Linked DNA regions of Homo sapiens: regions 1, 2 and 3 are each linked to region 4. A link is a contact called in ENCODE Hi-C or POLR2A ChIA-PET data. All regions are on one chromosome and are shown on one strand. The core of a region is the stretch at or near the end of the contact, and the rest is flanking DNA. Distances in the headings are between cores, read along the strand shown.

Region 1 (3,418 bases), core at 919-3,418, 1.3 Mb after region 4:
TCCAATGAAAACCAAAATTCTTTATTCCCCACAGCTTTGCAGGGTAAAAAAAATATTTCCCTAATGAAAACTAATTCCCAATAAAGACAAAATACTGTCTCAATTGCATAGGATAAACACCTATTGCTACTTATGGGAACAAAGAGTGAATCTCACAGAGAGAAGGATTAAGAAAAAGTTTCCCTGGCTGGGGACTTCCCAAATAGAGGAAGCTCCTTCACAAATCTTCAAAATTCTAAGTATAGCACTGAGCATTTTTACATAGAATAGGTAAGAAAAAGCAACTCATCTGTCTCTGAACTCTAAAAGCTTACCTATACCTTTCATAATACAACATATAAATTCACATGTGCCTTAAAAGATTTATTGCCAGCCAGTCAGGATGGCTCACACCTGTAATCGCAACACTCTGGGAGGCCGAGGCAGATGGATCACGAGGTCAGGAGTTCGAGACCAGCCCAGCCAATATGGTAAAACCCCCGTATTTGTATTTTCAGTCTTTACTAAAAATACAAAAATTAGCCAGGCGTGGTGGCACGCGCCTGCATTCCCTGCTACTAGGGAAGCCGAGGCAGAAGAATCGCTTGAACCCAGGAGGTGGAGGTTGCAGTGAGCTGAGATTGCACCACTGCACTCCAGCCTGGGCGACAGAGCGAGACTCTGTCTCAAAAAAAAAAAAAAAAAAAAAAAAAGATCATGTGCCTTAGAGCATTTGTAGCTTTATCTCCCTGCAAGACTACAGATGCCTTCAGTGAAGACTCTTAGTACATTTTTTTCTTGCACTCTAACGGTCCCTTGTACATTGCAGGTTTTCAAATATGTGATGAATGAATAAAAACTATAGCACATAAGCTTAACCATTTCTAAAAGAATAACATGAGTTGCTCATCATCCTTCTCTTCCCTTGCTTTAAAAATACCCCAAATAAATAATAACACATTGCTACTTACCATTGTGTCTGATAATGACATTCCAGAAAAAGAAATGCTTGGGTCATACCGGCTTGATTTGAAAAGACCCATGAAGTCGGTGTCACTGTTTGCACAGTTTGGCAAGTTTGATTTAATAACACTTTCAATATGATTAGCCTTTTCCATATCATCATTCTTCAGTTTTGACAATTCAGAAAATTTAGTTTCTGGCAAGTGTAGGTTGCTTCGTGAATCCAGATCTTCTTTGGTTTTCTCTTTTTGCGGGTATTTTTCCATGTGGCTTGGACTTTTCAAACTGGAGTGTGATGTACTTGACGAGTTGAAATTGAAGACCTTTAAGGAGTTGTCGGGCAGAAGATTTGACTGTTCTTTGTTCAAACCACAGGGCGGGGCACCCTCAGTCGTGGGCTGTGACACTGAAGACTGAGATAGGGAACCGTTCTGAGAAGTACTGAAAGCCGTGGTCATAGTGTTGACTGATGTCACAGAAGGAGAAAAGATTTTGTCTTGTGGTAAAGAAGATAACAAGCTTGAGAAAAGTGCACTTTTTTCTAGTCTCGATCTCTTAATGCCACCATTTGTGACGTCCCTGTTCTCTTTGTCATTGATTTCCGGCATCACCAGAGGCTCACTGTTCCCATTAGTGTTGGTGTGCAGGGACTTGAAGAGGACGCTCTGTTCAGCAGATGCACGTTTGGGTCTCAGTTTGGATTTTGTGTCAAGGTTCTGCATCAAATGTAAAGCCGGTGACATTTCTGGCTGACTTTCCTTCTTCTTCCCCAAACCAAAGGTAAACACTTTGGGATCAAACACCTTTTCTAAATGGTCTTCGTGAATAGGAGGCATGGCAAAGTGAGGAGCAGGAGAGTTTGGCATCCTGGCCTTCTTTCTTTTCATGGGCATACAAACTGCGCTATCCATCTGTTTTATAATTTCAGTGAATTTTTCCATATCAGAAGAAGAATCAAATACACTATCATCACTACCAGCAGAAATGTTCAAAAGGCTGGCAGGGCTATCCTGGCCATTTGTAACAGTCTGATCTGGCCTTTGAGGAGTGGCTAAGTGATTTCCGCTGCTGGGAGAGTTGGTGGGACTGGATTCAGCCATCAGGGGTGTTCTGCTGCCCTGACTTTGAGCCTGAATAGGCAGAGTTTTCTCTGATGCTGGCGGTATGACTTGTGGGCCAGATTTTGCCGCGAGCTCTGCTGTGCAATGAGAGTGTTCATTGCCCAGTACTTCCTCTTGTGGGGGAGCACAACTTGCAACGGAAACCACTTCAGGTTCATTACTGTGACAAGTTGGCAACTGCACTTCTCTAACTTCAGAGCTCTCTGGGATGACCTGGGAGCTCACATCCTGGGTGCTCTCCACGGGGAGCACGAAGGACCTGACCTGGACGAGGACTCTGGATGGACACTCACTTCCCACAGCTTCTGGACTACGCTCTGTGGACAAAGGAGGGGTTGTTTCTCCTCCAAGTTCTAAAAGTGGCATTTTCTCATTGTTCTGACGAGACACAGGCAAAACACATCCTTTATGGTTTTCTGACACTTTTAGATCAGTGCATGGGAAACTGCTTATGGGTGATTGAACACATGTGTCTTTGGGAACATCCCCAGGAGCGGGTGCAGACAGTGAAAGAGAAGGCCCAGGAGATGACTCAGCAGGGGACTGTGAGTCAGAAAATGTATGCTGTGGCTTTGGCATGGCCGTTGGAGGTAAATCTTTGGTATCCACAGTGGTGGGGATGTCTTGTGCTGTATCGGTTACATTTTCAAGTACAAGGCTTTTGCTGTCTGCAGCCTCTGAGTCCTCCTTCTCTAAGAGCTTATGATCCTTGACAGGAATCAGAGCAGAAGCCACTGGTTCTGAAAGGCAGCCAGCATCTGTTTGTACATCTGCTTTATCATCTTGGTTAGGCTGAGGACCAAGAGCTTGATTCTCAGAAGAGTCTCCATTCATTCCTCTGGTTGCTGGCAGAATCTCTTCTTCCGAGACGGTAACTTTGGTTTCTATAGCAGTTTCCTTAACCAGCACACCATTCTGGGGACTGTTTGGCATTACTTTCTTTTCAGGTTGCTCCATTTCTTTGGCTTTTTTGGCTAAATTCAGCTTTGCCCTCCCAACAAACGTTTTACTAGAGGCAGGAGTATTCCTTTGGCCTCGAATGTCAGTGTGTCTTGGGCTACTGTTTGTCCGTTTGTTTTCAAATAAGGAGATTTTGGTGGCAGTGTTGCCTTTGTGAACTGGCTGGCTAAATGGATTGTGCTCATTTCCCAAACTGTCAAGATTCTTAGGGGTTTTAAGATTTAGTTCCACATGTTTGGGCTTGGCAGGGCTGTGAGGAAAAAGCAGGAAGATAAAGTTATTGACCTAGTTTTAAAAAGTGAACACACAAACCAATTAATTATAAAACTATGAAAAGCCAACATCTCCCTGATATATAACATTTGGAGTGTGGTGTGTGTGTGTGTGTATGTGTG
Region 2 (3,240 bases), core at 370-2,869, 1.5 Mb after region 4:
GCTGAACAAATTTTACAGTGAATACCCATTTACAATGAACCTAGATTCTACCATCTAGATTCTACCATTATATTTTACCATTATATTCTACCATTATATTTTACTATATTTGGTTAATCACATATTTATCCATCTATGCGCCCCTAAATCCATCTTATTTTTTAGATACATTTTAAAGGAAATTTTATATACTTTTGTCTGACACTGGGAAGGCAATGCACCTTAATCCCACAAGCTTTCTTACAGAGGCTAATAGCTGTTTACTGGGGACACTGTAGTGAGGATTTCTGCATTGAGTAGGTGAAGAGGACCATAACTGTGGCTTTCAAACTTTTCTGACTGCTACCCTTACTAAGAAATGTATTTCACATTCCTATCCAGTGTACACCACATACATACTGAAGTAAAAATTTTGGGACACAATATTTACCCTTTACATGTGTGAAGCATGCTGATATTTTCTATTTTATTTCATTTAAAAAGATGCTGGGCATGCTTCCCTAACTTGATTTAGATACCCACTAATGTACTGTAATTTACCATTTGAAAATCATTGTACTTAGTCCAACTCCAAGAAGATTTTTCTTTTTAAAAGAATCCTGTGGCTACTACTAGAATTTTCCTTATGTTCCCAATTATCAAGAACCTGTTTTGAGTCTCAGCACAGTACTTACTTAACATGCATGGCGTTAAGGCACGTGTAATTAAGAGAAAAACCTTAAATGCCTGCTAAGACTTCTGGATAGAGCCAATTCAAAGATTCTTTATTAGTAAGTTTACCAATTATTACTATTTTTTTTTTGAGACGGAGTCTCGCTCTTTCGCCCAGGCGGGACTGCGGTGGCCCTATCTTGGCTCACTGCAAGCTCCACCTCCCGGGTTCACGCCATTCTCCTGCCTCAGACTCTCCAGTAGCTGGGACTACAGAAGCCCGCCACCGCGCCCGGCTAATTTTTTTTGTATTTTTAGTAGAGACGGGGTTTCACCGTGTTAGCCATGATGGTCTCGATCTCCTGACCTCGTGATCCGCCCGCCTCGGCCTCCCAAGGTGCTGGGATTACAGGCGTGAGCCACCGCGCCCGGCCCCAATTATTTTTACAAAGAGTAAGATAAAGATATGTACTCTTGGATGGGTGGGAGGGTTCAGTGCTCATATAGTCTTCTGTTAAATTAGGTTATTAATGCCTGCGGTGGTTCCAACAAAGTAGAGAAGAAGATCAAATAAGAAAATGGATGGGAAAGTACTTTGAAAACTAATGTTTTATTAATACTGTTGTGTGATGCCAGGAAGAAAGGGATGTTGCGATCAAGCTCTAGGGAGGCAGTGTTTCAGTATTTTAAAAACTGTTTTTGTGGAACTGTTAAGTTAACCTCCCCAAGCCCCAATAACTACGCTTTGACGCAAGATTCTCAGAAGAGGGTAGAAGCTATGAACTTGGAGAGGTTTGGTCGCGAGTTCAAGCGTACTGCCCCGTTGGCGCATGCTCAAGAGCGACTCGGGCCTCCTTGCTGGGTTAGGCAGAACACGGAGGGCGGAGTTCGGACCACGTGGGGTCTCGTGACGTCATCTCCGGGCGCCGAGGGTGACTGGACTTGTGGTGCGCTGCCAGGGCTCCGCAGCGTTGCCGGTTGTATTCGCTGGATACCAGAGGGCGGAAGTGCAGCAGGGTTCAGCTCCGACCTCCGCGCCGGTGCTTTTTGCGGCTGCGCGGGCTTCCTGGAGTCCTGCTACCGCGTCCCCGCAGGACAGTGTGTCAGGCGGGCAGCTTGCCCCGCCGCCCCACCGGAGCGCGGAATCTGGGCGTCCCCACCAGTGCGGGGAGCCGGAAGGAGGAGCCATAGCTTGGAGTAGGGTACGTGTGTGTGTCCACCTTGTGTGAGGAAATTCCTAGAGGAGGAGGGCTGGGGAGGGGCCAGGTAGGTGTGGTAGGAAGGAGGGGTGAGTAGTTGCCTGGAGGAGCGCCCGCCCGGCCGCGATGGCGGGTGAAGGTGGTTCCTCCGGGCAAGGTGGAGTTGGCGAGACGCCGGCCCGGAGCCCTGGGGCCGGTTGGCGGGTGTGGCCTGCGGGGTCCCTCTTGGGGTACATGTCTGTTGCTTACTAAGGTAGGAAAGCGAGAGTCTAGTCGCAGGCTCTAGAGTTCAGTTCAGGACCTGAATTGTTTGTGGAACACAGTTATTTAAACCTTTATTGCACAGTGCAGTGTGAGTCTGTCCAAACTCGGTGGGTATGTCCTCCAAGCAATTTATCTATTTACGATATTCCCTGTCTCAATAACAATATTTAGTGCTACCAAAGACATTTTCTGTTGGCAAGACACTTTTACATACTTCATTTGTACTTTGGATTATTTTAAAATTATCCTGAACTTGAGGAACCTAGGAAACTATTGGTTCTAGATTTTTCTGAGGGGTGAGGAGGTACAGCCTGTCTTGAGCAATCAGAACCCGGAGACTTACCAGACAGTAGCTGAACTTCCAAAGCCTTCCAGAATTGGCTTGTTAAATTTCTGAGACCTTGAAACTGGATACTTGGCTCTGAACTGAACTATTTGTGATTTCCATAGAGGGAGTTTCTGGTTGAATTTTGAATTTGAAAATAACGATGTTGTGCTCAGGGTAGTAATTGAGAGGTATTTTACACCAGATTTAAGCCTGTGCTTTTATCTTCAAAGATATGCTACTTAAAATTGGGGGAAAGTGTACAGAATGGAACTGTATGGATATGGATTTTTAGAATAGTGCACACACCTCAAGTGTGTATTTATTTCATTAATTTCCCCCAAACTGAGTACCTCCTATGTGTTAGGCACTGGACAAAACAGTAAACAAAATAGTAAACAAAAGAATAAAAATCCCTGCCATCATGAAGTTCCACTTTGGGGATGGGGTGAGAAGACATTGATACAAAAATTAAGGTACAGTCTTTCCTGTCCCTCGGCATCTGTGGGAGATTGGTTCCAGGACCTCCCTTGGATACCAAAGTCCTCAAATGCTCAAGTCCCTGATATAAAATGGTGTAGTGTTTGCAGATAACCTATGCACATCCTCCTATCTTTAGTTCAACTCTGCATTATTTATAATGCGCAATACAACTTAAATGCTGTATAAATAGTTGTTATGGTGTATTGTTTAGGGAATAATGACAAAAAAGAGTCTATACATGTTCAGTACTGACTTTTTTTTCCTTCCCCGAATATTTTTTCATCCATGATTGGTTGAATACAAGGACGAAGAACCCAT
Region 3 (3,737 bases), core at 590-3,089, 1.0 Mb before region 4:
CTGGAGTAAGCTTGTCAGGTATTACTACAACGAAGAGCTGCCCTGGGGGGCTCACTCTCATTCCTGATGAATGTCCTCGATGAAACTGAGCATGTGTAACTATGGTCTGTATCTTCTCGGTAGACAGTTGCAGCACATTATATGAATTTTGTAATGGATCGTGGGTAAACTTCAAAAGGAGACAGCTCCCAGCAGCCTTACCACACAGGACCAGTTCAGGTTCACAAATATTTATTTGATACCTGTTATATACCACACCCTGTAATAGGCTCTTGGGCAACAAACAGAGAAAAACACTTTTCTTAATGACGTTGCTCTATCTAGCAGGGGAGACAAAGGGGGCAGATGTGTAAAGAGATAAATGAAGCCCAGTGTGACCCCAGCCAGGTAAGGAGGGGGCAGAGAGAGTGGAGAAAGCTTGAGGGGTTGGGAGTTGGTCAGAGAAAGCTTCACAGAGGAGGTGGGGGCTGAGAAGCATTTTGAATGGTTAATAAGACGTAAACAGCTTGAAGAAAAGAGAACAAAAGTCTGGAGTGAAAGCCAGCTTCAAGTGTGTATTGCCAGTACAGTCAGGCAGGGCCCCAGTTTTAGAAGGGCCTATACTTGTTTTAAGGCTCTGCTGTGGCTATCTTGAAACTCTTAATAATTTTTGAACAAAGGGCCCCACATTTCCATTCAGCATTGGGCCCAGCAAATTACATAGGTTCTCCCTGAGGCTTGAAACAGCAGGGTGGGTGTGGTGAACAACAAGGGGTTCCACCCTGCCGGTGCACCCACCGTGAGGGGGCAGGCCCAGGACAGGCGTGAGCAGGGCCTGGAATGTTACGCTGGGGCTGGATCACAACACAGCTGTGCACTTGGAGGTGCTGGGATGTCATCCCCCGCCACCCCCACCAGAGCTCAGCAAACTACAAACCCCACCAAATCTGCCCTATCTCATTTTCGTATAGCCTGCAAACTAAGAACGGTTTTTGTATTTTTAAATGGTTAGAAAAAAAATCAAAGAAAGAACAATATTTTGTGACAAGTGAAAATTACATGAAATTCAAGTTTCAGTGGCCATAAATTGGTGGATGGCTGCTTCCATGCTACAATACAAAACGGAGGAGGCTGAGCAGAGACCATAAGGACCAGGTCTAAAATATTGACTATCTGGCCCTTTACAGAAAAAGTTTGCCAACTTCTACAGTAGGCTAGTGTTTCCCAAATTGTGTTCCCAAAAGACAGATCCCACAGTCCAGCAGGTTTGTGAAATGCTGTGTTGAATTAAAATTAAACAGATTTCTCCACCAACACTTTAATACGCTCATGTGCAGAGACTCTCCAAGAAGATGAGGGGTAGGCAGTGTTTCCCTGACCTATTTGAGCACTGAACCCTTTTTCCAAAGAGAAGCTATTAACATTTTGCCAAAAGTGTTCCCTGGAGTTCCCTGGAACTCAGTTTGGCAAACACTTCTGTAGGCACAACAGGGCCTCTGAAGGGTTTTCAGCAAGAGGGTGGTGCAATCTGATCTTTATTTGCTTCCCGACCTCTTGTGCTTTATGGAACACACAGAAAATGATCATTTTTCATGGTCCCCTGGGATAAAGGGATAAGGCTGCTGCTCACAGCCATGTCGTGTTGGGAGCTCAGCATCCTCAGGCTCCACTGGCTGTTCCTCTGGCTGAGGGCCTCGCATCCACCCACCTGCAGACCATCACAGCACCCCAGTGAGCAGACGGTGGTTTAAGAGCAGCAAAACAGGATGAGGCAAGAGGGATGGAGGCAGCATGGCGGTGGTGAGGGAGAATGCAGACTCGAGAGCTAGTCAGGAAGCACGTGTAGGGCTTGGTGACGGAGAGTGTGACAGGGATGGCTGAGGAGGTGGTACTGCTCTCAGGCCTCTTGTCTGGCTTGAATAACTGGGGAAGCATTCACAGCAGTGCCACCTCCAGCCAAAAACCCTGTGTGAACGCAAAGCAGTTATACTGCTGGCCTTTTGGAGATGACTACACAAATCTCTTCCTCTTTCACTGTCTTGAAGCAGGAATTCCAAACCTGCCACCACACCCCGGCCCTGCCTGTGGGGTAGCATCAGCCACAAATGACTTCACAGCAAACAAAGGGATGCCCTCCATTTCTGCAGCCTCAGTTACTCCACAAAGCCTACCTCTTCTAAACAATAGAGAAGATCTGAAATGAAACCCAGGGAGCTCTTATACAAATGACAATGATTCCAAGGCTGGAGAGCTCAAATATTTTTTATAACTTTATAATTGGATGACATGTGCTTTTAAAATAACAATGACTTTTTGTTGCCAGTATTTCCTGAATGCTGGCCCAGACCTCAGGGATGACCTGAATGGTGAAGAGGGGTGACTGCAAACAGGGTGGATAAAAGAACCACGATGAAAACATGCTTCAGTGCACCTTGGAGGTGTGAAGCTGGCCTCAGTGCTGGGAAATCACAGCTGCAGAGGGCACCTCCCAGAGCATGCAGACAACAGGCAGGTACCCCAGCGGGGAAGGAGCTAAGCCACTGGGGAAGCACTGAGGAGGGGGATGGTGGGCAAAGCATTCATCTCTGTGGTCACTTTCACATCAGTGTGTACCTCAGCAAGCAGCAGGGTTTTCTAGCATGCACTCCCAAAAGTTAAAAATACATGAAACACACAGTATTCAACCTCACAAGCAAGAACACAGAATAAAAAACAAGGTATGAGTCCTTGCACCAATCCTGCCATCCTGTTCATAAGAAGTGCCCTTCACCTCCAGGTCCCAGCCCCTCTCATCTTGGCAAACCCTTTGTTCCTGCAATTACCAACCCTTTCTGATTTACCTGAGCTGACACGGGACTCGGGTTGCGGGGGGAGCGTTTGAAAAGCTCCTCAGGTGATTCTCATGGGCAGCTACAGCTGAGAACTGCTGTTGGTGAAAAAACCTACATCACATTGTCTCTCCCTTTGGTAAACCCTATCTTTTCACTACAAGTAAAACACAGCTGGGTGTGTTTTCCATATTCTGAGGCCCTGGGCAGTTCTGTGGCCTCAGCTCTCTCCAACTTCCCTTGATCAGCCACTTTCCAGCCACTGGACCTCCAGGTCCTCCACCACCAGCACTTGCTCTCGTGCCCGGTCATTGCACTCGCTTTTCCTTCCATGTGGACACTTGGTCCATGGATTTTTACATGGCTGCCTCCTTCTCATGAGGCACCTTCCTATTCAGCTGCCAGCTCCTCAAAGATACCTTTCAGAGCCACCTGAGCTAAAGCAAATTACCCCACCACAGTCACTCTCGAGTCCATTATCTTGTTTATCTTCTTCAGAGCATTCATCAGCACTCAAATTCTCTTACTTATTTGTTCTCCTGTCATTGTCTATCTCCTCTCACTAGATTGTAAGCTCTCTGAGGACAGAACTTTGTTGGCCTAGAATGGTGCCTGGCACTTAGTAGGAGTTTGATAAATATCAGATCGACTGGCAGTGTAAGAAAGGAAACAAATCGGGACATCAAGGTAAAGCAAGTTGCCTGATGATCTACTTGGTCATGGCATCACAGCATGAGGTACACACCCTGCACATCCTCATTGTCTTGTCTTTTCTCTTCTCTTTTCTTCCTTCCTTCCTCCCTCCCTCTCTTCTTTTTCTTTCCTTCTTTCCTTTTTTCTTTCCTTTCCTCCTTCCCTCTCTCCTTCCCTCTCTTCCTTCCTTCCTTCCTACCTTCCTTTCTCTTTCTGTCTCTCTCTTTCTCTCTCTCT
Region 4 (3,760 bases), core at 981-3,480:
ACTTGGAGATTATTTCTGATTACTTAAGAAATGTTATTTTTTTTAATCCTAAGAAACATTTTAGAGTGAAAATTGGTCTAATGTCTCAGCCCATTCCAGGTGCTTTAAGCTCAGTGTAGTGTGGCATGTGTGAGGCCACGGGTGTGAGTATAATAACCGCTGTCGCTGGGACAGAGATGCTGTCCAAACTTAAATCATCCATCTTCTTTCCTTTTCTTTCCTTTTCTTTTCTTCTTTTTCTTTTCTTTCTTTTCTTTTCTTTTCTTCTTTTCTTTTTCTTTCTTTTTTCTTTTTTTTTGAGATGGAATTTCACTCTTGTCACCCAAGCTGGAGTGCAATGGCGTGATCTCAGCTCACTGCAACCTCTCCCTCCCAGGTTCAAGCGATTCTCCTGCCTCAGCCTCCCGAGTAGCTGGGATTACAGGCAAGCGCCACCAAGCCTGGCTAATTTTTGTATTTTTAGTAGAGATGGGGTTTCACCATGTTGGCCAGTCTGGTCTCGAACTCCTAACCTCAAGTCCAGGAGTCCCAAAATGCTGGGATTACAGGCATGAGCCACCACACCTAGCCCATCCATCTTATTTTCTTTTTTTTTTTTTTTTTTTTGAGATGGAGTCTCGCTCTGTCACCCAGGCTGGAGTGCAGTGGCACGGTATCGGCTCACTGTGAGCTCCGCCTCCCGGGTTCACGCCATTCTCCCTCCTCAGCCTCCCAAGTAGCTGGGACTACAGGCGCCCGCCACCACGCCCAGCTAATTTTTTGTATTTTTAGTAGAGACGGGGTTTCACCATTCACAGGATGGTCTCGATCTCCTGACCTCGTGATCCACCCGCCTTGGCCTCCCAAAGTGCTGGGATTACAGGCATGAGCCACTGCACCTGGCCCATCCATCTTATTTTCTTTTCTTCTCCTCTTCCTCCTTCTTTAGTGAAATCAACTTATATGAAATGAAAATGCAAACTACCAAACCTGCCTTTTCCCATACAAAACAACAAAATTTGATGATTAAATGAACTAAAGTAGTGAATTTCTTCTTGCTCAATTAATTACAAGGCTTTGACTTAAAACAATTTTTTATATTTTCATAATAAATTTCAGAGGAGAGATTTCTTATGTACTTCTAATGTGACTCTACACATATATTTAGAGAAACCTCAAGTTGTCCATTGCAGTTTTTTTCACTCTCAGTAACTGGCCAGGTTGTGGCCTAAGCCTTCGTTAGCCCTGGTTGATATTTAGTCCCGGCTAAATTTGTTTGCTGCTCATCCCTAGGAGTAAGCCACATGTTTGTAGAATGGATGTTTCATCTTGTAGGAAATACCTGTGAATATGCCAATATCCCAGAGTGGATGAAATGGGCAATGGGGAGCCCTGCTCCACTTTACAAAAAGAAAGGAAAAGAAAAGATCCCTTCGCCGATATATATTGATTTGCTGCAGAAAATGCAATGGGGCATGGGAATGAATAGTCACTCTTGCCCTGTTTCTATCCTGTGCAGGTCCCACCACGTTGAGGTGGGTAGAGATGCTTACACACACACACATACAGGCCTGGAGCCAAAGTCAGGGCCGGCTTTAATGAACTGTACACATATGTTGTGGGCAGCCGCTGATTTAATATGTACAACCATGGTGTGTGCACACACCTGGATAGGCACACTGCTCTGGGAATCACACAGGGTCTCCTGAACAATGATGCTATTGTAATATTTCTTTTTGTTTTATTTGTCCAAAGTCAAACATTCACTCTGTCAGATCACCAGTGTCTTATAAGCCTGGTGTTGGCCCACACTGCTGCAGGATTGGGACAAAGAGACGATGTTACAGTCTGGTTTCTATGGCAACAGAGGAGGGGTAATGAAAACTGAAATGTTGGAAACACCCATTCTAACCATTGTGACATAATTCAGGTTATTACAAGGATGTAACTACCAAAGAAGCAGAAGTGTCATTACCTTGCAGCTCATGTCGACAAAAAGCTACACTGCACATTTCTCTTAGGCTGCTAAGAGGAAGGAAACACAAAACACACACACACACACACACACACACACACACACACACACACACACACACACACAGAGGCCTCGTTTTCTGCATGTAAAATGTGTGTGTTCTTTAAAAGCCAGTGGTTGGCTGGTTTTCCGGACATGATGTGGTTGAAGCTGTCATCGTAATGGAAATTCATTGCTGTAGCTATGGTAAATCGAGTTTTCTGCCTGTGCTGAATGCATTAGTCTAATGAGATGTTTGCAGCTGGAGCGCAGGGCTGCTGGAGACTAACTGTGAGCTACTAACACGGGTGGAAGATAGCTTTTGCAATACTCGGTTTGCATGTGCTGAAAGTCATCTGTCTTCTGAGTCAACACTCCCGACCTGGTAAACAACCTGCTCAGGGCTCTGGTGAACAAGCTGTAGGTAAGGGAGATGCACAATTGGAGGCGTGCCGTTGACACGGGATCTTTCTCTTGTAACTGTCAGCATGACAGGTTACCTGTTTCAGTTTTTTCTGGGTTGCATGCCTACCTCTATGGCAACGCACAAGAGTGTCCTGCACTAAAACCACTGAGTCCAGTAGGTAAACTTTAGTTCCTCATATGCAAAGTACAGCATTTAATTTATTAACCAGATCTCAGAGGGGAAAATGTAACATTGAATTATATAGTTTATAAATTTGGGCTATATACATGTTCATTACTCTTTAACTCTGCATTTAAATACCTAGAAAGTTATTTTTTTCCAAATGTGAACTCAAGTAACCGGTTAGTTATTTTTTCCCTTCACGATAATTTTGCTTTGTTTTGCTTTTTAATTTTAAAAAAATTGTACTATGTCTTGGGATAAAAATATTTACCTAAAATTTGGTTATTAAAATTGGTATGTTATGAACATGTAAAAGTGTTTTTTTTCCCATTTAATTTTATTTCAAATATCCCAGGTAGAATATTTCACATGTCTTTGTGCTGGTTTTTCCTAATTTATGAGGCATAAATAAGAATAATATTTACTGCTAGTTTCTGGTTTTAATTCGTTTTTTGGGAAAAAAACTGGTGACTATGGAGTATTAGCGGCAGTTTTCCCAAGCTCAAAATCACCTCCTTCCCAGGTGGAGCACTGTGACTTGAACCAGCTTCCACGTGCTCCTCCCAAAGCATGAGGGGTCCTCTCCAGGTTGATTGCTGGCTGGACAGGAGCGGTGGATGAGGCCAGGGTGCAGGCTGCTGAGCTGTTTTGCTGAGTTGAGGTGCTTGAGTCAAAGTTCTTTCCACTATCTGTGATCGTGAACGAGAGGTGTCTCCTCGTGTTGTCTCTAGATTCCATGACGGTACTCATGAGGGTTAGACAATCAGTGGCTTTCTGAGAAAGTGGTTTTTTACTGATCTCAGACACTACAGTACTTGAGAAAGTAATCCAGGCACTTCAGAATCAGGGTATTTGTTATATGCTGTTTTTCTTTCTTTTCAACCAGAGGAACCATTTTTGAAGAATGAGGGATATAGCTGCTTTTTTTCTCCACTTTTTTTTTTTTAAAGCAAAATAGAATATCTGGAGTGAAAGCATAAAAATAACTACAAAGGAATTCTTAGTGTGTTAAACTATCTGGGGGGTATAATATTTGTGTGGAGCATTTTTTGTGTTGCTTGGTAGAACTAGTCTGATAAAATGAGGGGCTGTTTGAGCAACAGCAGCTGGGTGAAGATTACCTAGAAAATCGGTACTGCGTGATCGTCTAAACTCAAAAGGTTAATGTAGAATCTTCA

The links. Hi-C counts contacts between places; a loop is a spot of excess contacts on that map. ChIA-PET counts read pairs that join two places held with the same protein, here RNA polymerase II (POLR2A). Pooled maps may share reads with other maps.
Region 1: a map of CD4-positive, alpha-beta T cell shows a loop between it and region 4 (9-fold over the local background). The contact joins the enhancer-like site here to the promoter of SCML4 in region 4. A Hi-C loop is called at or near these places in 5 of 168 maps with a recorded cell type or tissue (CD4-positive, alpha-beta T cell, CD8-positive, alpha-beta T cell and naive thymus-derived CD4-positive, alpha-beta T cell), 1 of 37 single-sample maps with no recorded cell type and 12 of 50 pooled maps. POLR2A ChIA-PET finds 5 or more read pairs at or near these places in 2 of 52 experiments (CD8-positive, alpha-beta memory T cell and activated naive CD4-positive, alpha-beta T cell).
Region 2: a loop to region 4 is called in a pooled map, with 5 times the contacts of the local background. The contact joins the promoter of ATG5 here to the promoter of SCML4 in region 4. A Hi-C loop is called at or near these places in 4 of 50 pooled maps. POLR2A ChIA-PET finds 5 or more read pairs at or near these places in 2 of 52 experiments (T-cell and activated B cell).
Region 3: a loop to region 4 is called in a pooled map, with 5 times the contacts of the local background. The contact joins the enhancer-like site here to the promoter of SCML4 in region 4. A Hi-C loop is called at or near these places in 2 of 168 maps with a recorded cell type or tissue (breast epithelium and naive thymus-derived CD4-positive, alpha-beta T cell) and 5 of 50 pooled maps.

Annotation. Positions count from the first base shown.
Region 1 is chr6:106,518,986-106,522,403 of GRCh38, reverse strand. It overlaps CRYBG1 (crystallin beta-gamma domain containing 1), which reads right to left. Exons shown (of 22, transcript NM_001371242.2): 4 at 951-3,273. Among named protein-coding and RNA genes, the nearest start is that of RTN4IP1, 110 kb to the left of the region's middle. RefSeq lists enhancers at 1,438-1,487, 2,228-2,717, 1,940-3,139. Within about 2 kb of position 2,168, at least 24 of the 41 ENCODE cell types and tissues checked have a DNase peak (open chromatin) inside an H3K27ac peak, as active enhancers do; they include CD4-positive, alpha-beta T cell and CD8-positive, alpha-beta T cell, where a contact is called at or near this core.
Region 2 is chr6:106,324,139-106,327,378 of GRCh38, reverse strand. It overlaps ATG5 (autophagy related 5), which reads left to right and starts at 1,619. Exons shown (of 8, transcript NM_004849.4): 1 at 1,619-1,853. RefSeq lists enhancers at 1,420-1,739, 1,760-1,809.
Region 3 is chr6:108,870,498-108,874,234 of GRCh38, reverse strand. The region is part of intron 4 of ARMC2 (armadillo repeat containing 2); the gene reads right to left. Among named protein-coding and RNA genes, the nearest start is that of ARMC2, 24 kb to the right of the region's middle. Within about 2 kb of position 1,839, at least 11 of the 41 ENCODE cell types and tissues checked have a DNase peak (open chromatin) inside an H3K27ac peak, as active enhancers do; they include breast epithelium, where a contact is called at or near this core.
Region 4 is chr6:107,822,783-107,826,542 of GRCh38, reverse strand. It overlaps SCML4 (Scm polycomb group protein like 4), which reads left to right and starts at 2,230. Exons shown (of 8, transcript NM_198081.5): 1 at 2,230-2,417.